4 separate regions of the Mus musculus genome follow, and all the other regions are linked to region 3. The links are chromatin loops, found by intact Hi-C in ENCODE. Cell type or tissue: heart. All regions are shown on one strand. Region 1 has its middle 40 kb from the start of Erg. Region 2 has its middle 26 kb from the start of Psmg1. Region 3 overlaps Erg (ETS transcription factor). Region 4 overlaps Gm31641 (predicted gene, 31641).

Region 1 (8,000 bases), 100 kb before region 3:
CACGTACACACAGGCATGCACATACTCGGGCACACACAAATGAACAGATGCCCATACAACAGGCACAGTCAATAGCCATGCACTTCTCAGGGTGAAGGGTGACAGGACATTTTTCAAAGCGCAAGATCAGATGGCCCACGTTGTGAAAGACTGGTCCCTAAGACAGAGGCTAGCTCTTCTCATGCTACTAAGCCACGTGTGGGCTGCCTTTATTTCCTGCTCACCCTGGACATCCACACGCAAGTCGTGTGGCTCGGATGCCTTTCTGCAGCTGGATCACATTGACTGATATTTGCCCTCCAGTAAAAATGGAAATAGGCTAGAAAACAAACAACAATGCAGAGACATGCCGAGTGAGCGAGCTTCCACCAAAAACCAATCCGAAGAGAAAAACACTTGGGCCGGCGTCAAGGGAAACAGAGCCACGCCAGCACAAATTCCTATGAAAATGACTGCAGAGTAGTATTTTCATGAAAAGGCAGCTGACTCAGAGATGGAGGGAGGGCAGGCTCTGTGCAATGAGGGGAGTGGAATAACCACCCACGCCCTGGAGCTGACAGGATCGCTTAAGTGCAGTTACTAGAAATGACCCAAGCACCCAAAATAGCGAAGCGCGGGAGGGAGAGCCAGGTCCTCATGAAGGGAGAGTGTGTTTGAGAAACCAGGGCAGAGGCGTTAAGAGTCAGACTTTGTGTTCAGGCTTCTCCTCGTCACTGGCAGGGCTAACAATCTTGTGCTCCTCTGAAGGCCAGCCCCGTAGGAAAGAGCCTCCTACCTGCTAGAAGATGCAACGATACATGTTACCGTGGACACAGAGGCCTGAGCATTTTACCAAAAATGATTGTGTACAGCCCTGGCTATTGTGTTATATTTCCTGGTAATGTTAAAAATCTTATAATCTGAAAACACCAAGTCTGACCTTTTAAAGTTGCTGTGAAGCCACAAGTGGAAAATCCCACAGCTGACCTCCTGTGTTGGGTCACACTCAGAAAATGCGTGTTAAAAATCATGGTGCAGAATTACCTTTGGGTACTGAGGAGATGGCTCAGTTGGTAAAGGTACAAAGACCTGTTTCAGCTCTCTAGAACTCATGTAAAATGTCAGATGTACCAGCGTGCACCTGTAATCCTGTGCTGGAGAGATGGAAACAGGGTATCCCTGGGCTTGCTGGCTGGCCAGCTGCGTCAGTGTGTTCAGACTCAGTGAGGGATGAGAGAGTGATTAGGGAAGATAGATAGCTCTGGCTTCTACATGCATGCACACGCGCACACATACACACACACACACACACACACACATGGGCACACACATGCATATACACATGTTGTACACACACGCAGGTACACATGCATGCACACATGAACACATACACAGACATACAGACACTCGCACACACACAATGCACACACATGTACACACCCATCCTTAAACATGTGCACACACATGTGCATGCATGCATGAAAACACACACATGCTCACACATATGCATGCACACGTGATCGCACATACACAAACACACACCCATTTACACAGGCACCACGCACACACACATACACATATACATACCCACACTTAAACATGTGCACATCCATATGTGCATGCACTCAGAAATACACATGACACACAGACACATGCACGCACATGCACACATGCGTGCATATGTTTTTACTATTTGTGTGTAGCTTGAAGACTGGTCTCACCAGAAGACCCACACTTGCCTACTATTATAAATCAGAGTAGCAGGAAACAGTATGCTCCTGGCTGTAGCATGTACCAGGTTGACAGGGTCATGCTCTCTGCTCTCTGAAGTTATGTGTCTTCTCTTGCTGCAGATGAGGTTCACAAGGTGCAAGTGGCTCTCTGGGCTTGTCCAGAAAGATGGTTTCACCTTCCTAGTCTAGGTTTTAGTCTCCAAACTAGCAATTAAACCATCCCATAAATCCTCCATGCAAGGTAGTAAAACCTAATTTTAGATTTCCTGTGTGCCGCAGTGTCCTGTCTGATTGCTACCAGTTGGCCAGAAGCCGGACATGAGAAGCAGGCGGCTCACAGTGCACCAAGTGTCAAAGCCCACTGCCTACATGGTTGGCGGTTGGTCTGCATTCCTTGACTGCTTGTAGCTTTCATTGGTTCAAGACCCTGAAGTTCACTTGGTTTTGTATGTGTTTGTATGTACGTAATGTATGTGTACATATGTTTGATTTTGTGTGTGTGTGTATATATATGTGTGTGTGTGTGTGCATATATGTGTGTGTGTGTGTTTGTGTGTACATATATATGTGTATGTGTGTGCATATGTGTGTGTGTGTGTGCACATGCCTGCGTGTAGAGTGGACAACCCTGGGTGTCATTTCTCAGGTGTCAACTATTTTTTCTGAATCAAGGTTTCTCACTGATCTGAGCTTGCCAAGTGGACATGGTTGGCCATCCAGAGAGAATCACCTGTCTCTGCTTCTCCAACGATCCTTACAGATCTATCTGTCTCTGCCTTCCCAGCACAGGGGTATAAGTGCACACCCAATACCTGGCCTTTTAAAATGTGGATCCTGGGTGTAAACTCAGGTTCTTGTGCTTGTATGGCAAGAACTTTGTCAACTGCCTTCTCCGCAGTCTCTGCTTGGACAGGGACCACAGAGGGAAGGGTAGGGACAGAAGCCGGTATAAACAAAGAATGGGAAGAGTGGTGGCTGATGCTCAGGGGACAGAAGGGCCAGAGACCCAGAGTCACACTGATAGCTTGGGAGAGCTCAGAGGACCAGTCCCTTAGCTCAGCTGCATGGAGGCTGAACACTCATGCTGCACAGGCACTGAGAATACACTTACTTTTTGGAGTTCCGAGGGGGGGGGGGACCTGCAAACCTTAGGACCTCACCCTGGGTATCTTTTGATGGGCTGTGATGAGCAGACTGAATGGGGCTTAGCACTGCTCCAGGAACTTTTAAATGGTATATCCTCTCTCTCCTCTCACCCTCTCCCTCCCTTCCCTCCCTCCTCCCCTCCCTCCTTCTCTCCCTCCTTTCTCCCTTCCCTCCTTCACCCCTCACTACTACTCTGTGTGTACATACCAACTTGTGCAGTGCCCACAGAGGCCAGAAGAGGGCGACAGATTTGCTGGAACTACAAGCAGATGATAGGAAGTGAACTAGGGTCCTCTGAAAGAGTAGTAAGGACTCTTAACCACTGAGCCATCTGTCTGGCCTCTGGCACATCCTTTTGATGTAAGGAAGCCATGTTTAGGAACCAAGAGTGGACTGTGACACTGGGGACAAAAAACAAACAAACAAACAAAGAAACAAACATGTCCTGGCACATATTTCCCTACAATCTTGAGGAAGTTAAAATGGCATCTTTCTGATTGACAATACATTGTCTGGTGTTGGGAGCCCCTTGTTCACCAGGAAGATATAGGTAGACCCACTTCCAAATCTAAGGAAGGATAGGGAGGGATCAAGCTGACCACCAGTGCTCATGGAGTTGATCAGTCATGGCTACAGAGCAGAGCTCTGGTGAGAACACTAGGCTTCCTTTACAGTAGTGGAAACTGATGGTTCCAAAAAGGTGGCCCAGTCTTTCTCTCCCTCACCTGGGGTCAGCTCTTCACTTGCACCCCCTGTGCCCTTGACAGCAAGCCAGTGATTGGGAGAGTGAAGGACGAAAGTCAGCTACCTCTCTGACTCCTTCCACCCCAGGACAGAGAGCATATGTGTCATGTGTCCTGATGGGACTCACTCCAGCCTCCTACTGGAGACATCAGGTTTCCAGCCTGAATAGCAAGTCTATTGGACCGGCACCCCATCTGTGCTTGCCCTCCTCAGATCAATCCCCTGGCCTGTGGTACTCCTCTGTTCAGCTGGCCTGGAATTCTGGGAATTGTAAGTTGTGGTGCCTTATCTCCCTTAAAGCCACAAACACAGGGGCTGGCTATCTGCCATGCTTAGAGGGACAGCTTTCTTCACTTCGCTCTGACAGCATTGAAGGTGAGTTTAGGAGGGCTTGGAGTGGCTGGGACTGCAAGGATGCACCCCCAGTGATGGGAGGCAGGGATGCCATCTGACTGTTGTACTTTGCTTGAGCCTTGGCAGGGCATCGTGCCCTGTGACCTATGGTGAGTCTAAGTGTGTCTTTGCTATGCAGGTGTTGGCTGATGGGGTGGGTGGTGCCCCAGAATCTATACGAACGGAGCTGAAAATGTTTAAAACTTAAAAATCCCTCTGTCTACACTTTTGAACTTTAAGGGGTAGGGCTAGCAATTCCTTTGTCTGTTGTGGAAATAAAGAACATGTAGATGAGTCAAAATATTAAAGTTACATCTTCCGACCCTCAGCATGTAATTACGTGTGACAAGCAATGCATTTAATTTCAGAATAGTGGCCCCATATATAAGAATATATGTATATATTTACCTCAATGTAGATATTTTAATACATTCTTATAACCCATTTTGTCCAAACTAACAGCACATTTTTAAGTATCTGTGCCATTAAGTGTATTTGTTGAAAAGTTGCTTTTGAGCCACATTTACTATGAAACTATCTAACACCCTATTGTGTAGCCTTACAGCATCTGACCCACGTCTGCTGAGTTTGGGCTTTTTCTCGGTTTTCTGTTAGCCAGCCATCAGAGTTCTCAGTCTCGGGTGCAGAATGCCCATGGCCAGGCTAAGTCATGCTATTTTGGAAGTGGATCTAAAAATCAGCAGGCTCCTAAGTTTCCAGGGTTGAAAAAGACTGTAACACACACACACACACACACACACACACACACACACACACACACACACACTGTACTGTACCTGGAATAAGTGCCTGGAAGTGAAGCCATGGAATCAAAGATGACCTGAGGAAGACTGCGCTGTGGCATTCAAAAGTTTTGATTAAAATGACATTTATTTATCGTGTGTATCTGTGCATTTGGCGGGGGGTGGGGCATGTGCACATGGACATGGGGGTCAGAGTCATGTGGCCCAGAAGTTTTGTTTTATAATATAAACTAATTTGTACTTTTAAACTCCAGGTTTTTAAAAGGTAAAGGTTGAGGGCCAGTGAGATGGATGGCTTAGTGGGTAAAAGCCCTGAGGACATGGGTTCCACCCCCAGGACCCGTGTGGTGGAAGGAGAGAGCTCCTCTGACCTCCCCATGCTGTGACATGCGCACACACACATGCACACATACACTCACAGAAAATGAATGTCGTCTAAAAAGTTAAGGTTGAAAACCGAGCATGAGCCTCAGGGAGAGGTTAGTATAACGCCGAGTGCGTGCTTTGACATACTCGGCCTCAGGTTGGTTTTGCTGTAACCTGACTGAATTTCTAGGATGACACAGGGGTGCAGCGGATTGGCGCCTCTTCTCCCTATGGAGGCTTTGGTGAAGCTTCCTGGGCGGTTTGTGTGGAGGAGGCCACAGTCCTGGTGATGGGTATCTTACTCTAAGTGACAGCTAAGACAAGATACAAAAAGTCAAGTGACTTCGAAGCATGGCTCTGTGGTCCGTTTATGAGGACGCTAATCCCATTCGAAAGGGCTCCGCCCTGTGAGCCAATCACTGCGGTCTGTTCTAAGCCGCTGCCGTGAAGTTAGGACATCATCACCTAAGGGATGGGACACGTGCCTCATCACAGTGACACAGGAGAGTCCCCCAGGCTCTAAGGGAAATGGCTGCAGGTCCACCCATTGCGTCTTGCTTCTTGTGAAGTTGCCATACGACTTTGATCACTTTCCTGATCCAGTCATGATGTTCCTCGTGATAATACGTGTGCTTAGTTGTAAAGCTCAGATACTTCCCGGGCAGTTCCCTGCCGACCACATGCCCAGGGGAGCAAGTTTTGCAGAGTCTGCAGACCTCTGAGGTTTGCCTGTGTCCTTAAACGGAAGAGAAGAATCTAGCTCATGTCTTCTCTACCCATGGCCTGTTTCTCTCTCTTTGCAGTATGGGTTAATATGCAGGCAGGAAAAATGTTACTTAACCAAGCTGTGTAATATACTGTGAGCACAACAATACCACACACACACATGTGCATGCAGGCACACACACAGACACACACATTTCCATGTGCAGGCACACACACACACACACACACACACACACACATACATGAACATGGACACACACACATGCATGCATGAACACACATGCACGTGTGCATGTGGACACAGACACACACACAGACACACAGACACACACAATCACTTTCTATGATTTAGTGATGTGTGGATGACCCCACCCCAACCCCTGCATTTTTGGTTGTTGCTGTTAGTTTCTTTGACACAGGGGTCTCTCACTGTGTAGTCCTGGATGGTTCAGCACTTGGTATGTAGATCAGGCTGGCCTCAGACTCAGAGAGATCTGCCTTGCCTTTGCCTCCTAAGTACTGAGATTAAAGGCATAAGGCATCACCTGGCTGCATCTTTTTCTCAGAAGGAATCTCATTGGCCAGGGCTTTAGGATTGCTGTAGGTTTGAGTGCTGGCCAATGAGCCTCAGGTCTGTCTGCTTCTGCCTTTCCAGCATTGGGACCCTAAGCAGCTGCCTTGTTCTCAGCTCTTTAATGTTGTAATGTATGCTCTGGGGCTTGAACTCCGATCTTTAAGCTTGCAAATCAAACCCCAGGAAACCAGGCTGCAGGCCCCTGGGATGGGAAGGAACTCCCTGGGAGGCATCCTGCAGCAGGCTGAGGTGGGGGCTGCACCTTGGGATGGGTCTCCAGAAGCCAAAGTGAATTCTTCCCCTGATAATCCCCTTGGACTGAGGGGAAGGCAGGCTGCTGGGGTTTCTGTTTGCAGCTTTCCGCTGCTCTCCACTTCCAGGGCCTTCATCTTTGCTCTGAGCAAATTCCTTCAGGGGAAGAAAACAGATGCTCACTCTTCCTTTTAGAGCATAGGAACTCCTTGTTCAAATACAATGAAGCAAAAAAGCCCTGGGGCTGGGGGGGGGGCGGCTTTTTTTCACTCCCTTCCCTCCAAGGGGGAGGGAAGTAACCTTTTTACCTTTCTTTTCCACATCTGGACATCATGTTTATTTGGAGACCAGAGTGGCAACTACTGCCTGGTGTATTGCACTAATTTCTAATCTGATGAACTAGTGGTCAGCTGAGCCAAAAGGCAGAGCTGCTGATTGCTGAAGCCAGCAATCTCCAGTGTCTTGCTTTCTGCCTCTCTCTCTCTCTCTCTCTCTCTCTCTCTTTCAAGATTTATTTATTTATTTTATGTATATGGGTACACTGTAGCTGTACTGATGGATGGTTGCGAGCCATCATGTGGTTGCTGGGATTTGAACTCAGGACCTTTGGAAGAGCAGTCAGTGCTCTTAACCGCTGAGCCATCTCACCAGCCCCTTCCTGTATCTCTTTATTACTGTGATTAAGCTGGGTTGTCTTAGGGTCTCTATTGCTGTGAAGAGACACCATGACCACAGCAACTCTCATAAAGGCAAACATTTGATTGGGCTTGGCTTACAGTTCAGAGGTTTAGTTCATTGTCGATATGGTGGACAGCATGGCAGCATGCAGGCAGACGTGTGTGGTGCTGGAGGAGCTGAGAGTTCTATATCTTGACCTGCAGTCAACAGAAAGTGACAGTGACACATTGGCCAGGCTTGAGCTTAGGAGACCTCAAAGCCCTCCCTCTAGTGGCACACCTCTTCCAACAAGGCCACACCTCCTAATAATGCCACACCCTATGGACCAATGGGGGCCATTTTCATTCAAACCACTGCATGGATCAACCACACTTGGACACACGTGGTTCCAGCCGGAGGGTACAGCTGCTGCTAGGACCCCAGTTCTCAGGTGCAGTTAGCTCTTCCTGAGCACAGAAAAAGTGGTTGTGAAATTACTTTCTGCTCTTGCAGAGGACCTGGGTTTGATTCCTAGCATCATCTCTGTAGCTCACAACCATCTGTAACTCCAATTCCAAGTGGTTCATTGCCCTCTTCTGACTCCATAGGCACCAGGTATGCATGTGGTGCACATGCATGCATACATACAGGCAGGCAGAATACACA
Region 2 (8,000 bases), 500 kb before region 3:
CCGAAGTGGCTGGGAATTCACTGCAGAGCCTGAGGGCCAGAGTTCAGTCTTCTGATGACTTCCCTGTGGCAACAAGGCCTCCCCAGAGTCCCTGCAGGCAGCTGGTGGTCCAAGCCTCTCATCAGCTCTGCTGGACAGGCTCACACTCTTATGTTGAATCTCCTAACCTCAGGGTGACTGGATTTGAGGACGAGGTATAATTAAGGTCCAATGAGGCCAGGACAGCGAGGCCCTCGGTGCAGTGGGACTGAGGTTCTTCAGACCTCTCCATACACAGAGGAAGAGACTCTTAGGACATGGGGACAGAGCCACCTGCCTGTTGAGGAGACAGGCCTCATTAGAAGCCAACCTTGCCTATGCCTGGGCCTTGATGCGTACCTTCTGTACTGAGACAATATTTTTTAGATTTGTCTTCGTTTTGTAGTGCTAAGGATCAAATCTAAGTAGTCCACACCGAGTCATGTCTCTAGAGTTAGTTGCATGTTTTAAGTTCTCCAATGTCTCGTATTCTATTCAGTCAACCAGAGCAGACCAAGATGTCTAATGATGAAGAACAAACTCAGGTAGCTTAGAGCTACCTCAGCCTGTCCCCTTTCTAACAGGACCCAGACATTCTGGGGTAGAAGGCTAGGTGGGACCAAGCTGGACCAGGTCAAGCTACTCTGTACATTGGACTTCTTGTGACATGGATTTTGGAACACTGGGCCCATCCGTGGGAAACCTGAGGTTTTCGTTCAGTGGTTGGGGAATGGAAAATTCTATAGGCTCTTCTCTGTCACGACGAATCTTCATCGTCAGTCGGATCAGACTGTGTGGGAACATATCTCAGGGTGTGTCTGTGAGGTTATTTTCAGGATGCTTTAACCAATGCAGGGAAAACCTACCCTGCGTGTGGCTGGAACTATCCTCTGAGGGAGGTCTGAGACTGAATGCAAGAGCGCCAGGCTGTGCTGGCTACTCTTATGTCACCTCGACTCAAGGTCTGGAGAGAGGGAAGCTTCAATTGTGAAAATGACTCCATAAGATCAGGCTGCAGCCAAACATACAGGGCATTTTAAAAATTAGTGATTGATGGGGGAGGGCCCAGCCCATTGTGGGTGTTGCCATTCCTTGGTTCTGGGTTCTATAAGAAATCAGGCTGAGCAAGCCATGGAGGGCAAGCCAGAAAGCAGCACCCCTCCATGGCCTCTGCATCAGCTCCTGCCTCCAGGATCCTGTCCTGTTTGAGTTCCTGTCCTGACTTCCATCAATGATGTACTACAATGTGGAAGTATAAGCCAAATAAACCCTTTCCTCCCCAACTTGCTTTTTGATCATGGTGTTTTATCACAGCAACGGTAACCCTAACTAAGACAAATATTCATCGTCTCTGCTTCCTGACTGAAGAATCAACATAACCACTTCACACTCGCTCTGCTGCCATGGATTCTCCAACATGATTGACTGGACCAAGCCGTTCACCAAAATAAACATTTCCTTCCTTAAATAGCTTTCCTCAGGCATTTTGTTAAAGTGTTAAGTGAAGGTGTCTAGATCATGGGCAAGTGTGACAGGCATCCATCCCACTGCCGTGGGGCTGGAGGCCACACAGACAGCGAGCTGGGGCAACACAGAGCTGTAGTCTTGGAGATGGGGGTGCTTGCCTAGGCTGCACATCATTCTGCAGTTACCTGATGACAAAACTGTGGGAATCGTTGTTTCCTGTGGTCTGTTAATAGAACATCCTGTCGGGAACCCTCCACGGTCTTCCAGGCATCAGTCAGAGCTGGTTTCCCATAGTGCGAAGCTGACTCACCCACTCCACAGCCTGAGTCCTTCCGCGGCTTTCTTTTCCACACAGCATCAGACATGAAGCCTTGAGTCCAGAGAGGCTGGCGCTGTAAGAAAAGTCACATGATTTCCCTCAGTCGAAAACAAGCATGAACGAACTCCAGTTCTTAAAGACAGTCTTCTCAGCCAGTGGGAAAATGATCGAAGATAAGGTGAGAGAGGTAGATATTGAGCTAATAATCTGACATGCCCTCTTGAAGCCTCCATAAGAGTACTCAAACCGTGGTGCTTGGAGACCTCGGTGGGTGAGCAGGGAGGTACTGGGGGTTACACCTCTTCCCACTCCTTGCTCTCGGCAATTCTTCAGTGTGGCTCCTCTCGAGCTGTATCCTCTATTATCAAATGGGAAAGAAACAAATGTTTTCCTAAATGTTGTAAGCTGTTACAGTAACTTATCTAACCCGAGAAAGGCATGGTAGGAACCACCTGATTTATAGTGAGGTGGCCAGAAATATAGGAGTTCTGGACTTGTGATTGAAGTAGGGGTCTGTACCCCTAAGCCTGGGGTTGGGGAGTCTGCACTAATCCTGCCAGTCACAGGACCATACAAACTATAGGACGTACAATTGGTGTCCACCAAGAAGGGGAGAATTCCTTGGAGTGGGGATCAGTGTGAGCAAGGCTTGGGACTCGAGAGGACAGGTACGCTGTCCTGTTGGATAATCTCACCTTATTCACTAGTGGGGCTACCAGGTAAACAAGGCAGACTGATTTCAGGGGGAGTCACAAAACAGCTAGCATAAAAGAAAGCCTTTTAAAGATTTATTCTTTTTAATTTATGTGTGCCAGTGTGTGTAGGTGCCTACCATGGCCAGAAGAGGGTGTTGGATCCCCTGGAGCTAGAGTCATATGAGTTCTGGGAAATGAACCTCTCTGGAGGAGCAGCAGATGTTCTCAACTGTGGGGCCACCATCTCTCCAGCTAACCCCCACCTCCAGCAGCTAGTTGAAGGAGGAACTGTCGGGGAGAGCTCCAGAGAGCACCAGGGAAAAGCTGGCAGTGGTCTCCGCAGATAGCAGCTCTCTGCTCAGCAGGTGTTAAATGGACGGCTGCTTCCCTAAATTATGTAAGCTGTCATAGTAAATTATCCAACCCAACAAAGGCATGGTAGGAACCACCTGATTTATAGTGGTATACAAGCCCAAGCATCCTGTAAACAGCATATATTATGACTCCAAAGATTGAATATTTGCCTTTTTAAAATATAAGGATTTATTTGGTTGGTTTATGAGTATGTGTGTTATGTCTGTGGCTGGACATGTGCACATGAGTGCAGGGGCCCGTGGAGGCCAGAGGGGGAGGTTCTGCCTTGGTTGTCAGCCACTCCAGATAGGTGCTGTGAACTGGACTCAGGTTTTATTATTATTATTATTTTTCTGAGAGAGCGACTCAGTGTGTGTCTCAGCTGGCCTGGATCTTGCTATATAAGCCAGGCAGGCCTGAAACCCACAGAGATCCACCTCTGCTTCTCAGGGTTTGGGACTAAAGGTGTGTGCCAAGGCCAGCTTTGGGCATGCGCTAACCACTGAGCAGTCCCTCCATCCTGGATCTTCACCTTCTAAGTAAGAGGTGTGGTTTGTCTTCCTTCATTCAAGTCATGGTGCACTGGGGAAGGCACAATAGGAAAACCAGGTGCTCTTCTGTCTTGCCTGAATATATCCTTAGCCGGTCATCTAGAAGGACAAGGACAGCAGCTTGATAATATTCAGACGTCAAAAGTCCAGAGTGGTTTTCAATGCAGTTTCCATGGCTACGACTCTTTTATTGACTTTCTCAAGATAAACTCCTGACTAGTGGCTGGGAGGCTTGAAGGGCTCTGGAAGTCAGTCTGCTACCTGCCCTATGGCATCCCAGACAGCTTTGAATCCAGGCTGAAAGGCAACCTCCGTCAATATAAGTTCTCAGAAATCTTAGAGAACCGGATTGTCCCTCCATATTGGACACAAGTCACATTGTCTTCTGTTAGTTTCTTATTTTGTTTAATGCAGCACAAGGAGGCTTCACAGAGCTGCCCTGTAGGATGAAAACATTGACATGGAGCAGTCACGCAGCTTACTGAGACTCAAAGAGAGAGGATCTCTAGTCTTTTTCTTTCTTAGAGACTGTGTTCCTGAAACTCTGCTGGGTGTTAGAACCATCTGGGGAGCTTTCAAATGTTCAGTGCCCAACCCAAAAGCCACACAACCTCAGTCGACTTCTGGAGATTCGATCCAGGATTTCTTCACCCTCTGGTAAAGCCAACGTGTGGCCAAGTTTGAGCACCAACTTGTTAGAGTATTCAAGTCTCAGCTTGGACCCAAGGGCTCACACACCAGCCAGCATTCTGCAAGCTACTCCTGCACACTCTGTCAGGCTGAGTCTGAGGATACTTTAATGCATACCAAGTGGAGATCTCCACAAACTGAAGATTCAAACTGCACATCAGAAATGGGGCTGAGAAAGTCACAGGTGTGACAGCTGACTGTGCAAAGACCTCAGGTGTGTAGCCAGAGGCTGGAGCCTCCAGCCCCACACATGGCATATGCAGGAGACTGACTGCTGTTGGATTGGGTGGTATTTGGTGAATGTGAGAGGATTCAGGTCAAGAATGGCACGTCCTAAACCGATTTATGTATCAACTTCTGCATACAGACTGTTTTTAGAATCCCTGAAAATGTTTTGAGGAGCTGTCTCTTGTTACTGCAGAACAAATCCATCAGGTGGCTTTTCCAGGCTGGAAGGAATTTACACTTGAAGTCCCCTGGACATTGCCATGCTTGCTCAGGCTGCTGGGGCCGGTGTGAGGGCTGTGAGGGAATGAAGCTGTCGGCACGTCAGCAGCCCACATTTTCTCAGGTGCTACTGTGAACTCTGGTGAATATTTGATCACAGTGTTCTTAAATCAAACTCTTGCCCACTTAGAAATGATTATTTCATAACGTTCCCTCCGGGCACACAAGAACGTTAGAACGTGCAAAGCGGTTGAACAAGCTGTATGTTACTGCTGCCCTCCTTAACCTACTGAAATTATGAGTGAAGATCGGTCACAAGGGGGCAGTATTGCTCAACAAAGGTCTTTCTTCCTTCCTCCCTTCCTCCCTTCCTCCCTTCCTCCCTTCCTCCCTTCCTCCCTTCCTCCCTTCCTCCCTTCCTCCCTTCCTCCCTTCCTCTCTTCCTTTCTTTCTTTCTTTCTTTCTTTCTTTCTTTCTTTCTTTCTTTCTTTCTTTCTTTCTTTCTTTCTTTCTTTCTTTCTTCCTTCCTTCCTTTCTTTCTTTCTTTCTTTCTTTCTTTCTTTCTTTCTTTCTTTCTTTCTTTCAGGGCCTGGCTGATCTGAGTCTATAACCTATCTTCCCTAAGTATCTGACTGTATTAATACTAGATTCTTCCACAACCACCCATAAGTAACTAAAAACAGCACAGCCATCTGTATGCACTAGACCTTTAGTCTGAGGGCTGGTAAGATGGCTCAGGGGTTAAGGGTGCTTGCTGCAAAAGCTGATGACCTGAGTTTGATCCAAGAACTCATGTGGTAGGGAAGAAGAACAGACCCTGGAAAGTTACTCTTTGATCTTCGTATGCATACATGGCACACACACTCTGAGAGAGAGAGAGAGAGAGAGGGAGAGAGAGAGAGAGAGAGAGAGAGAGAGAGAGAGAGGTACATGTTAAAAAACCAATGTTGGGCTGGTGAGATGGTGAGATGGCTCAGCAGGTAAGAGCACTGACTGCTCTTCTGAAGGTCCTGAGTTCAAATCCCAGTAACCACATGGTGGCTCACGACCATCTGTAATGAGATCAGATGCCCTCTTCTGGTGTGTCTAAAGACAGCTACAGTGTACTTACATATAATAATAAATAAATCTTTGGGCCAGAGCAAGCAGAGGTCCTGAGCTCAGTTCCCAGAAACCACATGATGGCTCATAACCATCTGTACAGCTATAGTGTACTCATATACATAAAATAAATAAATCTTTAAAAAAAACCATAATGTTGACTTTGAAAAACAGAAAGCTGTCCCCACCCCTCTACCTGCTCTCACCCTCCACCTGCCCCCCGCCCCCACCCCTGCTTTTTCTCATGGTTTTTATGAGGCCCCAGATAGTTGTTACTGCAGATGGGAGAGTAATCTCCTGGAAGAAGCACACTCTGTTCGCAGCCATGGCAAGCAGAAGGCTTTGCTCTCTGAGCAACATTGCTCTGTGGGGCATGCAGAGTTGCTGCCTCAGTCTCTCCTGTTAGAGGGAATCATAGAAGGCTCTCAGGCTATGTGCCTGGGGTGGATTGCTGGGTGATCTCTCTTTAAGGTCTTCCTAGCCACAGCAGCACTGGCCCTCCCTTCCTCCACTGAATATGGCCCATTGTGGCCATTCGAGGAGGCCTCACTTCTGTGTTTATGGCTAAGCCCCCCTGTCTTGCCTTACTGCCAGGCTCCTACTTCTCCTGCCCAGAAATGGCTGTGACCCTGAGCCCTGGGGGTTTTTGAGTCCAGCCTCCACTCTCTCCCCATGACAAGGAATGTTCTGGCTTGTCTCACTCTGCATCCCAGGCACCAAGACCTCCCAAGAGTACAAAAGCTCCCTAGGGCCATTAGTCCCAAGCCCACCCAGGCAGACTCTCTTTACAGCATGGCCGCTGTGAGCTGGAGTTCTTGCTCTCTCTCTCCAGTGTCCCTTCTTTGAAAGGAGGCCATGAAGTTCCCTTAGGGAACAGAGAGCCTGATTCCAGCAGATACTGTATATAGTCTTGATGAAAAGCCAGCTGTAGCTCTTGTTCTCTTGCTTCCCCCTTGGGCTCGTCCCTTCCCCCCTCCCTTCCATATTCCCTTCCCCATCTCTCCACATGGTCACGGCCAGCCTCTACTTCTCTACTCTCTCTGCCTTTCTCTGCCTCTACTGCCCTCTTAACTCCCTTCCCTATGCCTGAATAAACTCTATTCTATGCTATATTGCTGGGTATATAAAGAAAAGAAAAGAAAACAAAAAAGAAAAAGAAAAGAAGATCCAGTTGCAAACTGAGGTACTCACCACACACTGGGTGGGGGTGTCAGATATCTTTGTGTTTTCGTGGAATTTCCTTTGAAAAAATGTGGAGAAAATTCTTGAGAGGTTCTCTGAGGCCCCATAGGGGTCCAGGCAGCTCCTACTCTGCCTTCTGGGACCCATATGACCATAACTAACCTTGTTTGGATTTGGTAGAGGCAGACTGGGCCTGGAGAGAAAAGCAGCCTCAGGTTTACAGGGCCACACAGAACTCTTGGCCTATGTTCCTGCTGTCTGCATTAGGTCCACCTGGTTCCTAATTCCACAAAAGTCAAGTCTGTCCAAGGGTCCGAGGCAGAGGCAGTGGATGTGAGGACTCAGGTGTCTTCCCAGACCTCTATCGTGAGAAGGACTTGGTAGGTAGAAGGAAGATACAGGAGGGGATCTGCAGGTGAGCTCTGTGTTTGGAAGATGCTGTTCGCTATAAAGCACAATACAAATAACTTTTATATGAGTTGGTTATGTGTAAGGACAGGTCTGCCTGCCCTGACGGTGTTGAGGCAGAAGCTGATTCAGCCACACTGGGATAGACAAGAGGTTCAAGGGTCAGTGTTGGGAGGTGAGAGTACTTGTCACTGAGTGATTTGAAGTGGGAGGCAACACTGGGTATTCTGATAACTGAAGAGATGGCTGGCACCTGGGCTGCAAGGAGTAGGTAGGATTTAAAATAAAGTACTTATTCTATTTCATGAGTGGAGAGCCTTTTGGGGTGCCACTTGGCAGAAATCTGACATTGACCAAGGACAAGGAAATGGGCTGCTTGGCAGGAATCTGACATCAGACCATGACAAAGAAGTAAGTCCAGGCAGGGACCTGACATTGGCCAAGGACAAGGAAGTCAGAATCTGGTTTTAGGGTAGAACAAAGAAGTAGGCTCAGATATCTTGATCATCCTTAGAAACAGGGATCACCAGAGTGATCATGGGACCTTGTGTTTATTGTCTTGCTTGATCCTTGACTGTTGTCTTTTTAGTTCCTCATTGTACTGCTTGCCCTAAATACCTGCATGTAATTAAAATGGTATAAAAGCGAATTGGGAAACATTAAACCTGCCTTCAGTCTCAGAATTGACAGGGGTCATGCTACAATGTTGTCTAACTGTCTTTTTACTTTTCAATCCTCTCTCTGATCTGGAGAACCTGTTGACTGACT
Region 3 (8,000 bases):
GGGTCCTTTCAGCAAAATCTTGCTGGCATATGCAATAGTGTCTGAGTTTGGTGGCTGATTATGGGATGGATCCCCAGGTGGGGCAGTCTCTGGGTGGTCCTTCCTTTGGTTTCAGCTCCAAACTTTTTCTCTGTAACTCCTTCCATGGGTATTTTGTTTCCTATTCTAAGAAGGAATGAAGTATCCACGCAATGGTCTTCCTTCTTCTTGATTTTCTTGTGTTTTGAAAATTGTATCTTGGGTATTCTAGGTTTCTGGGCTAATATCTATTTATCAATGAGTGCATATCATGTGAGTTCTTTTGTGACTGGGTTACCTCACTCAGGATGACATCCTCCAGATACATCCATTTGCCTAAGAATTTCATAAATTCATTGTTTTTAATAGCTGAGTAGTACTCCATTGTGTAAACGTACCACATCTTCCTTCCTTCCTTCCTTCCTTCCTTCCTTCCTTCCTTCCTTCCTTCCTTCCTTCCTTCCTTCCTTCCTCCCTTCCTTCCTCCCTCCCTCCCTTCTTTCTTTCCTCCTCCTCCTCCTCCTCCTTCTTCTTTTTCTTTTTTTCTTTTTTTCCGAGACAGGGTTTCTCTGTATAGCCCTGGCTGTCCTGGAACTCACTCTGTAGACCAGACTGGCCTCAAACTCAGAAATCTGCCTGCCTCTGCCTCCCAAGTGCTAGGATTTCTGTATCCATTCCTCTGCTGTATTTTTGGGCATTAAAACCCAATCAGGGTCTTAACGAGATGGATCAACTTAAGGGTGTTTGCTGTGCTACCTGGTAACCCAGGTTCATCTTCTAGACTCATGTGAAGCTAGGAGACAACAAAGTCTGCAGAGCTGTCTTCTGGCCCCCATACACATGTGTACACTAACAATAAATTCTTAGAAGGGGAAAAAGCAGTGTGTATCTGTGTATTTGTCTGTATTTTACATGCGTCTAAGGCAAAACATAATATCCGGTATATAAAGTAATTTTCCACTTGATTTTATTTTTGTAAATAGATATGATATTAACAGAATGTTAAAAATTGATCCTATTTGATTTCATCATTTGAGAAGTCTTGAGCCATTTCTAAATTCGTTGGCTCTTCTCTTTCGCTTATGTTTATTCTACTGAAATTGAAGAAAATGATTGCAAATTAAGTAGTTTCATTGCCAGAGAAATGTCCCTAGACTCATTAGAGCCTTAGGGGAGACCTCCAGTGTTTTCTCACATTCACACACTTCCAAGGAACACTGTCTGGGAGGAGGTCAGGACAAGGGCGTCTGATTTTCAGTATAACTTCTTCCAAATCTTGGTTCATTAAAGGTGATAATTACCGCTACCCCCTCGTCATCGGATGGTGGTGACACAGCTTCCTGGAAAGGGCCTTTATCCTGCTCTTATCAGACAGAATCTATCTGTATGTGGCCAGAGGGAAACAGATTCCAATGCAGGCTGTCGATTCTTGTTTGCATCTGTAAGCGCAAGAAAAAATTAGATGGTTTAAGGCTGGCAGTTTTGAGTTATTAAGAACGGCTGGATTAGCCTGAGCCTCCCTGGGTCACTCCAAGGTAGCGGCTGGGGCTCCACATCTGGTTTTGGTTTGCACTCACCGACAAAGGAGTGTTGTGCATGCAGGGCCTTATTGTTAATAGTCTCTCCGTTCTTATGGGGACAAAGGGCTCCCTACTCCAAAGGTATAGAAATACTTTTAACTTCAATTTACAGATTAGGCAAAAATCTCCTAGGTTAAGGGTCATGTAAAGAGAGGCAGTTGAAAAATTTCTTTGTGGACTTCCCCATTTTCTGGCTATTAGAGGTATATATATATATATACATATATATGTATATATATAAAACAAGAGTTCCTTGTGTGCGAGCATTCCATACCACAGTGTCACATGGGAGAGAAGGAGTGTTTTCCAGTCTCTGTGAAAGCAGCTTTGAGTTCCATGGAACCAAGTATTTCAAACCCTGGCTCAGCCTGGGAGCTGAGGTTCAGGTGTCCTACCCAGCTGTCTGGAACCAGAGCCTTACTGCTTCCCAAACTTGTTAGTGTAGCCTTGAGATGGGCCCTGAGGTGGCAGACATCCACAGTAAGGGCTGCTTAGGAGCCGGATGGTCACTTGAGTTCAAGAGTTCTAGGCCAGCTGGACAGACTTGCTAAAGAAAAACAAAAGACGGTTTATCTTTCAGGAAACCTCCAGTTTGGTTAGACTCTTTCTTACAATTGCTAGGTTTCGTGAAATGGGGACCGGCTGTGTGTAGCTGAACACACTGCCTTTGCCCACAGTGAAGCCAGACTAATCATTAGATTCCTCCAGATGCCTCTAAGTGTAGTCCAGTTTTGTTTTTGTTTTTGCTTTTGTGTGTGTGTGTGTGTGTGTGTGTGTGTGTGTGTGTGTGTGGTGGAGCCCCCACAACACCGTGGAAACCTTAGAGGCCATGAGGGAAAGAGTCCCCAGTGTTTCAGAGAATAAAATGGCAGCCTTTTCTCCACATTGGAGTTCTTCTGTATACCAACACACAGGGTAATGGATCATCAGGCATCATTGCCTCTGTGGGCATGAGAGTTTCCCACTTCTCTTTGGGGAGGTAACTTGGTATCCATAGGAAGGATGTCCTGAAGATGAGCAACCAGCAAACCAGGTCCAGGAGAACTGCTGGCACTGGGTAAGGACTGAGGACATGAGGGTGTAGCCCTGGGGTACCAGCGTCATTGATGGATAGCTGTGGAGTGAGAGGAATTAATGACTGTCACGTCTCTCTCCTTCCTCTTGAGTTAAAATGCCTCTACGACTTTGACATATTTTCCCTCCAACTGATAGGTGAAGTTTCACTCTGTTTGTACAAGAACATTTCCCTTGCTTTCAGCACCTTCAGCACCTTCAGAGCAGCCTGGCCCAATGCTTAACATGTAGCTAATGCCAATAAAGATTGATAGACCTCTCATAGGAAGGCTCCTTCTGCTGCAACAGTCTTGTTACAAACGTCTTGTGGAAGCCAGACTTGGTCTCATAGTGTTCTAGGCATTTAAGGCTTCAATAAATCATTCAAGACTACAACTATCACTTCATATCACATCATAGGACTGATGCTGGAGAGGAAGTCTTCAACCCGTTGTCTTGCAGAAGGTTGTAGTCAACTGGCGTTTGGGGCTGGAGTCCTCTGGAAGCCTTCTTCACTTAGCTCTGGGGTCTGGTGTAAACTGTCATGCAGGGATAATGATAAGAACACCCACCCCATCTTTCCATAGTTGGCCTTTTTCTTTCAATGAAGGCTGAAGTTTATGAATGCTTGTTGCCAAGGAAACAGGCAGAGGTAGCTTTGGAAGTCTGATAACTGAACCTCTGTCAGAGACCTGAGGGGATGGGAGGGAGGCAGGTACCACTATTTAATGGAGCAAAATTGATGCCAGCTTTCAGAAGGGTTTGAGATGGACCATTTTAGGAAATGCAGTTGCCATGGTGATATGGTCAGTGCCTAGAAATGCAATGACTGCTCCATGTTCCTGGTCTATAAGGACATATGAAACCATCCCTGATAACAAATAGTGTAGCTGAGCATGCTTATGAAAGTAGGGTACCGTGCACATACGTGTGCCATGCATGTTACATGTCCACTTGCCGCTGGGTATGGTTTGGACACTGAGAAGGGGACCTCATGTGATAGAGAGTTGGAAGTCCTCAGAGTACATTAGAAAAAAAATCTTATTTCCAAATGCCTTAGTCAGAGTACTTGCTCAAAAAGCCCTCCTCTAGAGTGACCCAACATCTGGAGGTCTGCAACTGAACACCCCAGATGAAGACGGTTGGGGGACGATGGGGCAGGCAGCCTTTCCCTGTTTCTGGTGTATGTGTGTGTGTGTTTTGACTGTGTGCCTTGGTGGTCATACTTCTTCAGGCTGCTATGACACTCGGCTGTGGTGTCCAGGTCTTTTCCATCATGTGATGCTGTTCACACTCAGGAGCCCTGTGTGTTTCCCTGTCACAGTGACAGCAGCGAGAATGAAGCCCTGCCTTGGCTGCCCCACTCTAAGCAGAGAAAGCACCCCTGGGCTCTGCTGGCAGCTGGAGTCGGAAACATGCAGTAAGGATCATACCTGGGCCTCTTCGAAGCAGCTGGTCAGAGCCTGTCCACACTTACTCCACCCACAGCCTAGACCCAGGCAAACAACCCTCACCCGCTGACCTCACCAGCTCATGATATATAAGCTCATGTAGAAGCAGAAACAAAAATGCTCTGCTTATTTTAGGTACAAATGAAGACAGGGTAAGTCGCAGAGGTCCCCTCGTGTTTAGAGGACGCTGCTGAGAACCTCCTGTCTGGGCCGAGTGTCAGTGAGATTGTACATTAAAATTATTTTCAGGAAGACTAACATACATTTATAAAATTCTGTTTTGTTTTATGATTTGAAACAGGGTCTCGTAGAACTTGGGTTGACCCCAGACTTACTGTATAGCTGAGGCTGACTTTAAATCTTTGCTTTTCTTGTCTCTGCCCCCTGAGTTCTGGGGTTATAGTGTGACCCACAATGTCTGGATTATGCTTAGTTTTAAGTTTTAAAATCTGTAGATAATATGCTGATTCAAAGTTTTTCTCTCTTATAGGTGATGAATATTGGGTTTCCTTGTTGGTGAATAAAACCAAGACAGCTTTGTGGGATAATAACAATTATTTCAGGAATTTCATGGCAAGCCCTAGGCAGACATAGTGTTTGCTCTTTTTGGGCATTTTAGAGGGTCATGTAGTGCCCTCTAGTGTCCAAGATCCCAGCAGTTTAAAGGGAAGCCCCTTCCCAAGACTCCAGCTTCTGAGGAGCTGATAGAAGTGCCCCTCCTGAGACAGTAGGTGACTACTTCTTGCAACTCTCCACATAGGACTGTTCTTATAACTATAAATGAAGGCTAGAATATTATCTACTAGGGACACACAATGTGTGAGAAATGCGGCGTTTTTTAAATCTTGGATTTTACTTGCCTATCAGAAAGGGGCTGGGAAGATGGCTCCGTTGATAAAGTGGATAAAAATGGCTCACAGGGGCATGATTTCCAGTCCCCAGCATTTAAACTAGAAGCCATCCATGGTAGTGTCTACTATGATGGGTGGTGGGCTGGGGGCAGAGTGGAGGATCCCTGGGGCTCATCCCGAAAACCCAGGCTATCTCTGGGGCCCAGGTTCACTGTGAGACCCTGTCGCAGAAGCCGATCATCACATGGGTCAGCTGGAAGAGAAACAGCCTACCTGGATTCCGGCTGCACATGGGGGCCTCACCTCTGCAGTGGGAAGTGATAGGGCACATGCAGAGAGGTAGCATGCAGCCTGGGAGTGACGGGGCAGCTGCTACGGTGACTCCAAACCTGGCCTCTGAGTCCCTTAAGTTTATGGGTTGCTTGGTGAGGTGTGAGAAAATGGGAATGAATTCATGGCAAATGTTAGCTTCATTTCTGATTCCGTTTGTGATAGACATGTATTAGCAAATGATAACCAAATTAACTTGACTCAGGTCAAGACAAAGCAAGGCCACCTCGGCTGTTTAAAGAAGGAAAGAGGAGGAGCTACCCTTGCACACGGGTGCCTCCAAATCTCCGTGGCGTGAGTTACATCATTGCACCATTGCTTACCATTAACATATTATCTTTATTTTTGTTATACAAATAATTTGGGTCTAAAAGTTTTGCTCATTTGTGTGTGGAAGTGGAGGTAGGAGAGCGTTTGGAGGCACGTGTGTGTACTTGTGGAAGTTGGAGGGCAACGTTGTGGATTCGATTCTCTTCTTCCCACCTTTACTTGGGTTCCTGAGGTGGGTACTCAGGCTGCCAGGGCGGCTCAGCAGGTGCCTGTTACTATCAGAGCATTTCCTTGGTCCTAAAGAAACAGTTTGCAGACCAGTTTATTACAGTTCAATAAATGATACCAAGTATCATAGAAGGGAGACAAATACACTTTTAAACGTCGTTTGAGGTTCTGGAAAGTGATAAAAACCCAAGTTAATCTCAACAGCCTAAGATAATGTTGTGGAATGGTGCTGACAATCGCAGTACTGTGATGAGAGTCTGAGGCCGAGGAGGGTGGAACTGTGCCACAGTCCCCACAAGTGTGGCCAAGGGCCTCTGCACATCTTCAGTGGTGTGTCCTTCGCAGAACAAGCCCCAAGGTGGCTAGCAGCAAAACAGGGTTTCTAAATAACACTTGTGCTCACACACACCTAGTCCTGTGTCCAAGATCCTTTGGTATAGAGGCATAGTCACCCAAGTGGTGGCGCACGCCTTTAATCCCAGCACTTGGGAGGCAGAGGCAGGCAGATTTCTGAGTTCGAGGCCAGCCTGGCTACAAAGTGAGCTCCAGGACAGCGAGGGCTACACAGAGAAACCCTGTCTCAAAAAAAAAAAAAAAACAAAAAAAACAAAAAAAACAAAAAACCAACAAACCAAACAACAACAACAAAAGTTGCTTCTAGCTAAACTATTGTGTCAGAATAAGTATATCTCTCTTAGTCTTTTTTAAAAAAAAAAAACACGAGTGGTTCTTGAACAGACTTAAGGTCTGTGACAATTGCATTACTATCCCGGGCACTCGGGGATGAGAATGGGCTGGGTTAGCACAACCGGAGAGCGCTCTGGATGCTGAGGAAGTCATGCGTGTTGGAATTGTTGCTTCATTGGAACCCACAGAGCTGAGCCGATGCCTGCCTCACAGTGAAGGAAATTGCAGCATGGGTGTTGAAAGTTGAGGATTGAGTGTGTGATAACAATTTCCTTGCTTTAAATTAGTTCAGATCAACCAAGAGGCTGAAGGCTGTATTAACCACTCCAAGAACGTGTTAAGCAATAGTTCCTTACATGGTAATTTGATTGTTTCTTAAGGACCTGCTGGAGGACATGGCAAACACAAGACACATTCAGAGGCACGTGCACACACATGCACACAGACATATATAACATATAAGCATATACATATGCATAGATACATTCATAGACACATGTACACCCATACACACAGGCATATATAATATATACATAGATACATTCATAGGCACACACTTATATACATACACATACACACAGAGATCTGGACATTCACACACATACACACACTCATGTACACAAAGACATATAGATACACATATACACACAACAGACATGTATATACAAAGACATATACATACACACAAATACATACACACACTCTTGCATACACACAGAGATATACAGATACACACAGACAGACATAGACACATAAAGACATACAATACAGGTACACACACTATACACACGCACACACACATTCAAATATACTCACACAGAGTTTTGCCCAGCAGGATAAAACCTAAGTATGGTGCACACTATAAATAGAATGAGTCTTTAGCCAGTGATGAATGGGAAACCGGGAAGCTGACAGCTTCTTAACACCCTGCTTGCCCTGATCTCAAGCAAACCCTCTCTGTGATGTAGATGGGAAAGTTCCACAGCGTCGTGGAGTTTTCCATTGTGGGGACAGGTCCAGATGGCTGATTCTTATCTCCAATCTCAGGCACGTCCCTGGCAAACATCCTTGGGACATCCTTCTTACAGGGTTCTTGTGAATAATCCAAACAGTATGCGTTTAAGATTCACGTGTCATCCAGGGAACAATGTACAACATTTCTTTTGGCCTTAAAAAGCCTGTATTTCTTTCATGGATGAGTTCCAGGTCTTGCAGGTGTGTGTGTGTGTGTGTGTGTGTGTGTGTGTGTGTGTGTGTGTGTGTGTGATTTGACTAGTGTGACATGGGCTTCCTGAAAGCTGAGTGGTGGGTCAGAGCCCAGTCATCCTGACTTTGTCAGTACCTACTGAAATTTCTGGTGTGAGAAATTTGTGTTATTAATACCAGCAGGATGAACTGTCAGGCCCATGGACACCACAACACAGAGGAGTGTCTTCTGCAGTTTTTTTTTTAACTAAAATTAGATTTCTATAAAAGAGTGATTTTGTGTTTGTGTAGAAATTTAAAAATACATACTTCAGTGTGTGTGTGTG
Region 4 (8,000 bases), 270 kb after region 3:
CCCTGCTCTACCTGCTTCTTGTCTTCACCTCCCAGGGACTGGATGCTGGGCCCTCCTGAACAGGGCAGCTCACGTGATGGCCTGGAACACCTGCTATATTGTTGTTCTTTATGTCACTGTCATTGCAATGAGAGGGAGACAGAATGCCCTTAAGTTGTCAAGAATCAAGGGATGTGAGGACTGGAGAGGTAGTCCAGTGGTTAGAGCATGTACTACTTCGTCTTAGAGAGGACTAGAGGACTAGTGTTTTGTTTTCAATACCCACACTGGGTGGTTCACAGCCACCCTGTTATTTGAGCTTTCTTCTGTCCTCTGCCAGCACCCCATGTATACATGTAGACATGTAGGCATGGATATGCATGCATAAAAACAAAAATAAATTATAAGTGAATAAATAAGAATCAATAGGTGTCCAGATTGGAGATACCACCAGAAAGAATGAGACAAAAGAAAAGAATAGGGGGAAGGAAAATCGACATAGATCCCTGTGGTGGTCTGAATAAAAATGGCCCCATTGGGTATGGCACTATTAAGAGGTGTGGCCTTGTTGGAGTAGGTGTGGCCTTGATGGAGAAGGTGTGACCTTGTTGGAGGAAGTGTATCACTGTGAGGGTAGGCTTTGAGGTCTCAGAAGCTTACGCCAGGCTCAGTGTCACTCTCTCCACCTGCTGCCTGCCAATCCAGATGTAGAACTCTAAGCTCCTCCAGCAAACAGTCTGCCTTCACACTGTCATGTTTCCTGCCCCACATTGATAATGGACTAAAACTCTGAAACCATACCCAGCCCCGATTAAAGGGTTTCCTTTATAAGAGTTGCTGTGGTATTGGGGAATGAGGTGAGCCAGACAGGAATACTACCTACAGCCTGGCTTTGCAGTTAGTAACTCCTGCACATCCTGCTGAGGACATGAGTGCCGGTTCTTATTTTCACGGGCCCTAAGTGGAAAAAAGAAATCCTTGGGTTTTTGTGTTCCATACCACACACACTGAGGAAGAACAGGCAGAAAGAGGAGTCTGAGAGCATTAAGAGCTGGAGATTGAAAGCTGTGAAATGCTAGCTTCTGGACGTGAAAGCAACATCGACTGCATGAATTCACAGTAGCTGTGGTTACCTGCACACGATCAAGCCAGTTAAAATCCCAGCATGCTTGGGCCCTCTCCCCTAGCTGGAGAGATACTAGAGGTTGCTGCTTGCTAGAGGGAGCATCAATTTTCTTTGGAGATGTGGCCACGAGTGTGGCCCACGTGCCAGCGGATGGCTCAGTGGGTGGACTCAGACCCATGCGCACAGATAAGACTCAATGGGTTATTCTTTTTAAATGTCTTTAAGTTGGGAGAAAAGTGTGTTGGGAGGGGCAGAGGGGGTTGGAGAAGGATAGAGGTGGTGAACTGGTGGACCTATACAAGCGACGTTGAAGCATGTATGGTGTTTTCAATAAATAAATAAAAACTCTAATTAAAGAGAATCCTTTGAGTCTGAAATTGGCCAATAGACCCCTGGCATTATAAATACAGAGGGTGCTGCTATATAATAGCTGCTCAGGAAATACATATTTTATTACACGCATAACCATATATTTCAAGGACAGGGTATAATTTAATTATTTCTCAGGCAAATTGTTGACATCTACTGGCTTGGTGCTCAGTATTCAGGCTCCCTGTGCTCACTAGGTGAACCCACATGAGTTCACAACAACCCCACAGTACCATGGGAGATGTTTAGTACCTCTGTTCTGTAGTTGAGTACACTCACGCCAGGAGAGCATTCCCACTTGTCCAAGATGGCAATTACTACATGAGAGACCAAAATGTCATTCCGATCTGCCTAGCTCCCAAGTTACCTTACCAGAATTGGCTAAATCGTGGGTCCTGTGCAAAGTGAAAACACAAAGCTCTGTGTCCAAACAGTATTCAGAGTTTCAAGATGACCAAGGCGGAATATATAAACACAAAGGGGGGATTTTCTGAATGGCGTCCTTGTGCAATTGCCCAGGCACGGTTCTTCATCCTACTAATTTGCACATAAAAATGGACTCATTTCCTTAGCAAGTAGGGGAATTGTCTGTGTCATTGGTAATCGTGTCAAATCGATACATTATGCAGGCACCAGGAAAGGACCTCTCTCAAGGGTATAGCTTTACAGGAAGGCAGTCAGCACGCCAATTCCCCCAGGTTCGGAGTGTTTGGGTGGTTTGCTTTCCTGTTTTTGCTGACAGGTCCCGGTCCTGACCTGTGTGACACCATGAGCTGCTCTCCTGCCTGGAAAGCTAAGAAAGAAGCAGAAGAGAGTCCAGAGGCATCTTTAAGTGGTTTGCAGGGAGCAGCGGAGGACGCAGGATGTTTGAAAAGCAGGGGACACAGGATGTTTCCTCTACAGACCTCCACCCCATTTCCTCAGGAGAACAGTGGGAGGAGCTCGGTGCTGTGTCAGAGCTCACCTAGAGTTCTGACAGAGGTTTCCTGAGGCGATCGTTCGGATCAGAATGGTATCAGTGGCCCCGGCCCCGACAGGCGTATCTTTTGTGCCCTTGTATCTTAGACCAGTTGATGGTCAGAAGTTGCCACGGCAACACTCAGCTGTTGCTCTTCCCCTCCTCCCTGCCACGGAGGGTTCACGTCTCACCTTTGCCTTGCCTAGACAGCCTGCAGCTCTGGGTCATCAGATAAACAAGCTACGGGTCTCAATACAAAGAAAGCCACTCCAGCTGAGCATGCCAGGCACCTGTGTGACTCTGGGACATGGAAGATGGTGACTGGTTATTTGGGGCATGCTTGTTTGGTTGAGATTTTCGTAGTATTGACAACACCCAAAGACACCCACACACACATATTCAACATATGCCCAATGCCAGCAGGGGTTGAATTATCTTCTAGATCTATGAGTCTTAAAATGTCAAGGAATGTAAAATCAGCTACAAATTCATTGTAAATACCTAGGTTGCACACAAAGATTGCCTAATCTCACAGGACTGAGCTTGAGTTTGGTTAAATGTCCCTGGTAATTCACATGTAGGGTGTACCTGGCATCTCAAAAGAGGCTTTATCAGTGTGTAAGAGAGCCAACACATCTGACATAATTGTAAATGACATAAAGCACCCATCTTCGGTAAGGTTCCCTGGGGAGACTTTTTCTCACAGGAAATTCCCATGCTAAGGAAATGTGTCCATTCTGATGTACAGACCCCCAAACAGACCATTAAGGACAGTGCGCAGTTTCCCTTCTGGGGAACAGTCTTCCCACCTTAGCCATAGATAATTTCAGAAAAAGCAGGTCACTTCGCTGTCTTTCAGCTTCTTCTCTCCCACTGTGCATTCTGGGCTACCCATTACAGGGATGTATCCCTAAGTCTAGTCACCTTCAAATGCAATGGTGGGCTAATTCTGATCAGAGAATTCCTACGGAGCCCAGCGATCTCTAAATATAACTGTGTGTCTGCTCATGAGCTGAGTGTAAAACTCCAAACCAAAGATCTGACCTGGTTGGTTCAAAACCTTTGAAATGGGGAAAGGGAGGAGGGAGGAGGGAGGAGGGAGGAGGGAGGAGGGAGGAGGGAAGAGGGAGGAGGGAGATGGCTCAGTGGCTGATATGCTTGCTGCGCAGGCATGACGACCTGAGTTCAGGTCTCCAGAAAGGGAGTTTTTGAGCTTCTGTCCCCTCTCCTCTGTGTGTGCACGGCATCAAGGCCTCCCTCCCAGGCCCTGCTTGTCTAGCTGCCTTTCCAGCCTATGGGAAGAGGCATGGGCTTCAGATGGATGCAGGACAGACTTCCAGGTGAACCAAGTCTGTAAGCGGCTGGCTTATGACATCTAATGTAACCTCATTGTCGTACATCAGCTCTGGGTAGTCAATGCTGGGATATTTGCCACTCTCTTGCAACACGTAAGCACTTAATGAGATGATCTATAGAGAATGCTTAGCACATAGTATGGCCACAACTCAGAGAAGTAGCTCTCTCTCCTACTCCTTGGTCTCTTGTGATCGCACAACTGAGCTTGGGTAGCAATAAAAAAATTCAAAAGACTCCAGGTTTAAGGAGAGACCCTACCCCAGTGTATATGGGAGAAAGCAATTGAAGAAAACCTTATGTCATCTGTGGACTTTGTGACACACATGCTCATTTCTATACATGTGAACACACATATACACATATACATATGCAGAAAAGAAAAATCTGAAACACTTTAAAGTAAGGACCCTTCGTTCCCCACAGAACTCTTCTTCTGTATGCTAGGCAGACTGTCTGTCTTGAAGGGACTTCGGAATAACGACAAGTCCAGGAGAAAGAAAAGAAAGTAAAAGGTGTTGGATTGCATAGGCAAGGTGAGTGTGCAGGATAGGTAGTCCCTGGGGAGGGATCTGAGGGCACTTTCTGCATGTCTTGTGACCCCTGTCCTGACTTTCTAAGTCCCAGAATCTCCAGCAAGCACTGAGGCTGCACTTGGGTCCCAAATTTTAAGAAAGTAAAAGAGTTACCTTGTTTTCCTTCCAGGACAGCACAAGCCCCCCTTTTCCATGCAATTGGCGCCCCCTAGTGGCTGAGTAGGTCTTCCCTCCCAGTAGAAGTCTGAGTTGGTTGCAACCAACTCTCTCCATTGAATTAAAGGTCTCATTGTTCCATAAGAGTTGTGAGATCACAAGAGACCTAGGATAAGGGGTGGGAAAAGGAGCTACTTCTCTGACTTGTGGCCATACTATGTGCTAAGTGTTCCCTGTACATCATCTCATTAAGTGCTTAAGTTCCTCAGGAGAATGGCAAATATCCCAGCATTGACTGCCCAGAGCTGATGTACTACAATGAGGTTACATTAGATATCATAAGCCAGCTGCTTACAGATTTGGTTCACCCGGAAGGCTGCCCTGCCTCCATCTGAAACCCATGTCTCTTCCCATAGGCTGGGAATGCAGCTACAGTAGACCAGCAGGAACTGGGTAGGGACACCAGATGCCATGCACATGCAGAGAGAGGGGATGGAAGCTCCCCAACTCATCTTTGTAGGCACACCATTGCCAAATCAGCTGAGGGTCACCAGGTGCTTTGTCCAGTCCCGAGACCACCTGTGGATTACCCCATGTAGCCAGTGTAGAAGAGTCCTCAAGACTCAGTTTCTCTCAGGGGGTACGGACAGTTGAGAGTTGTCTAATGTGGGTGCCAGAATATGAACTCTGGTCCTCTGGAAGAACAGGAAGTGTTCTTAATCTCCGAGCCTTATCCATAGCCCCAGAGAGTTGGTCTCCTCTGTTCTTTTACTTTGCGGTTACATGGGTGCGTCTTTTGCAGAACTCTTTACTGTCTGTGACTTTATGCATATTGATATTCACATAGAAACTCGTGCCAAGCTAATGCTGCTGGTAGCAGACTTTTGTCCTGAATCACTGCTATAATCCTAGACCCCTGGGGATCTCTGATGAGGAACTTCACTCAACTGTCCTGGGAGCCGAGTGGTGAGGCTACAACATGATGTGGAAATCCAAGACCGCATAGCTAGAAATAAGTCCAAGTGACGAGTGACTTGTACAAAACCTGGAGGTTTGGCACAGTGTCCCAAGAAATCTACTTCTAGGAAAAAGATGTCCTTACAAAGATAAGATGCTAAACAATGGGGCCAAGCTGACATCGAAGACACAGGCATGTTTGAGGGTGAGGACAGCTGGATACACATTATACTCAGCTCTGACCACTCAGTGCCACAGGAGGATGGCTGAGGTGGCACCTGGGCATGAGGAGACCCCTGCCCAGCTGAGGGTGTATACGCTGTTCTTGTCAAAGTCCCCTGAGCAGGCCCAGTGAGTCAGATAAGGAGGTAAGACCTTCACAGACAAGCTTGGCAACCTGAATTTGAACCCTAGAACCCCTATGGTGGAAGGAGAAAACTGACTTCCACATGTTTTCCTCTATGTGTGAGCTGTGGTGGGCTCCCACAAATTAAATAAATCAATGTAATGTTTTTAAATTAATAAAACGAGTCCTCTGGCTAATGGGTATAGGGAAACTGAGAACTGATGCATGTCCTTGGAACTGGGCTCCTTCTAGTAGCACAAGGCATCACCATGCCTTGTTAGAACTAGCCTCAGGTAGATAGTCGCCTCTCTCGGCACTAACTAACCAGGCTTGAAGAGGCATGCCATCATATCAGAAGAAGCCAGAGGCAGCTAAGAGTAATTTTAAGGAGACAGTGAAAAGTGTTTTCACATAGAGCATGGGGCAGCGAAATCTGTATGTGGAAGGTGTATGTTTCACTCATTTGTAGTTGGCCAAAGCCCAGGCTGCTGATGGCAGTAGGGGGTCACAGGGCTAGTGTCACAACTGAGCAGTATAAACAAGAGACCAGAAAGGGACAGGGTAAGGGATGGAGGCAGTGGTACATCCAGACCCCACAGTCAGAGGACACTTCAGTATAGCCCAGTCGCCAAACCAAAGCCAGATTAGTAAGCCACAAATAGAACCGACTTAATTAGGAACCAGAGTGATCAGCAGCAGCAACCAACCTGCTAAACCCACTGTAACCATGAGTGAGTTCTTAGAACTCAAGGTCAAGATAACACTTCTGTCTAAACCACTGGATTTGTATTGCAAACAAGAGTGAACTTGTGGAGGGTAGCAGTGTGAGTTCACCTGGGTGTGCCAGGGAGGGTAGCAGTGTGAGTTCACATGGGTGTGCCAGGGAGGGTACAGTGCGAATTCATATGGGCATGGCATGGAGGGTACAGTGTGAGTTCACATGGGTGTGCCATGGAGGGTACAGTGTGAGTTCACATGGGTGTGCATGAAGGTTAGCAGTGTGTGAGTTCGCATGGTGTGAGATGCACGGAGTCCAGAACTCACCCAGCACACACAATTCCCAACAAGCACACTGCTGACATTCATTTTCCCCACCCATTGTGCACAGTGCCAGCATGCTAACAGTTGCGTGCTTCCCTGTGGATGCCTAAGCTCGGGAATCACAGCCAGCTTGGGGCCCCCTTAGCTGAGTAGATGCAAGAATTCCACCTGCTCTCTTTCACAAGCCACTCCCCGCTGGCTCAGGGCACTGAGCATTAAAGGGCTCCATTGTACAGCTTTGTACACTTTGCTTCTGGAGCTGTTTTAGGATGAGGTGCTAAACAGTTTCTCAGAGGGACTCAGAAGGCAGGTCAGCCACTGTAGCCAAGTGACTTAGAACTGAGGTGGGAAAACAGCAACCCTAAATTTATCTCAAGACTAAGTCTTAACTCCATTGACGCTCTTCCCCCTCTTACTGCCTCAAGGAGAACTGAACAAGAAAGAAGACACAACGGGGTTGGCCCCCAGCAAATTTTAGTTTCCTCTAGGAAGCCTAGGTGTCAAACGCCACTGGGTGGAGTCATTATTCTCCTCTTTACACTAAACAAGAAAAGGAGGAGCATGGAGCATTTCCTTCCAGAGCGCCTCCCTCTGGAGCCCCTCTTTCTGGAGCGCCTCCCTCCAGAGCGCTTCCTTCTGGAGCACCTCACGCGCTGGGTCACAATCATGTGGGTCACTTATCCCACAAGTCTGAGAATCAGTCCTAGAGTTGCTTTTCCATAGACCATGATGTTGGCAGATGCATCGGGAACACTGGCTTTATGGAGGTTTCCAGAGCACTAAGAAGTTGAAGGCTTCCCTGTCCTTGTGGTAAGGATTCAGCAAAGAGCAGAGCCAGCACCCAAGGAAGACTCAGGGGGAGATAAGCCAGTCATCCTGAAGTGCACCTCAGGTCTCAACCTTCTTAGTCCGAGAAGCACTCCCCACCCACCATCTACCCACTCAGCGTCTTGTTTTTGTAAAAACACAGAGAGCAGAACCATTTCTGGAAACCAAGAAGAAACTGGTTGTTACTACATAGCTGAAAAAAAAAAGGTGCAATTTTTCAAAGTCTGTCTCAGAAGGCAGTATGGCCAATATCGCCTTTGTTTAAATGAGATGATGCAAATCAGATGCAGATTATTAATCTCTGAGCGTGCCTAGCACACATGAAAGACGTTCGCACAATGAGGCACTGTA

What was found. A loop is a pair of places that touch in the nucleus more often than their neighbours do. Peaks named below come from ENCODE experiments on the same cell type or tissue, not always from the same donor. Only the 100,000 strongest peaks of a DNase experiment are listed, where the experiment ranks them.
Region 1: it touches region 3 in a loop (5-fold over the local background); 14 of 42 quality-filtered maps call a loop at or near these places.
Region 2: it touches region 3 in a loop (5-fold over the local background); 19 of 42 quality-filtered maps call a loop at or near these places.
Region 4: it touches region 3 in a loop (3-fold over the local background); 3 of 42 quality-filtered maps call a loop at or near these places.

Annotation. Positions count from the first base shown.
Region 1 is chr16:95,565,913-95,573,912 of GRCm38, reverse strand. It overlaps a transcript of Erg not described here. Among named protein-coding and RNA genes, the nearest start is that of Erg, 40 kb to the right of the region's middle. In heart, a CTCF peak has its summit at 3,107 (motif pointing right); no DNase peak of the experiment used is centred here.
Region 2 is chr16:95,961,444-95,969,443 of GRCm38, reverse strand. No RefSeq gene overlaps it. Among named protein-coding and RNA genes, the nearest start is that of Psmg1, 26 kb to the left of the region's middle. In heart, a CTCF peak has its summit at 4,832 (motif pointing right); no DNase peak of the experiment used is centred here; H3K27ac peaks cover 602 bases; H3K27me3 peaks cover 315 bases.
Region 3 is chr16:95,463,482-95,471,481 of GRCm38, reverse strand. All of the region lies in intron 2 of Erg (ETS transcription factor), which reads left to right. Among named protein-coding and RNA genes, the nearest start is that of Erg, 63 kb to the left of the region's middle. In heart, a CTCF peak has its summit at 4,736 (motif pointing left); a DNase peak (open chromatin) is centred at 7,481; H3K27ac peaks cover 1,318 bases.
Region 4 is chr16:95,193,354-95,201,353 of GRCm38, reverse strand. The region is part of intron 3 of Gm31641 (predicted gene, 31641); the gene reads left to right. Among named protein-coding and RNA genes, the nearest start is that of Gm31754, 44 kb to the left of the region's middle. In heart, a CTCF peak has its summit at 4,529 (motif pointing left); no DNase peak of the experiment used is centred here.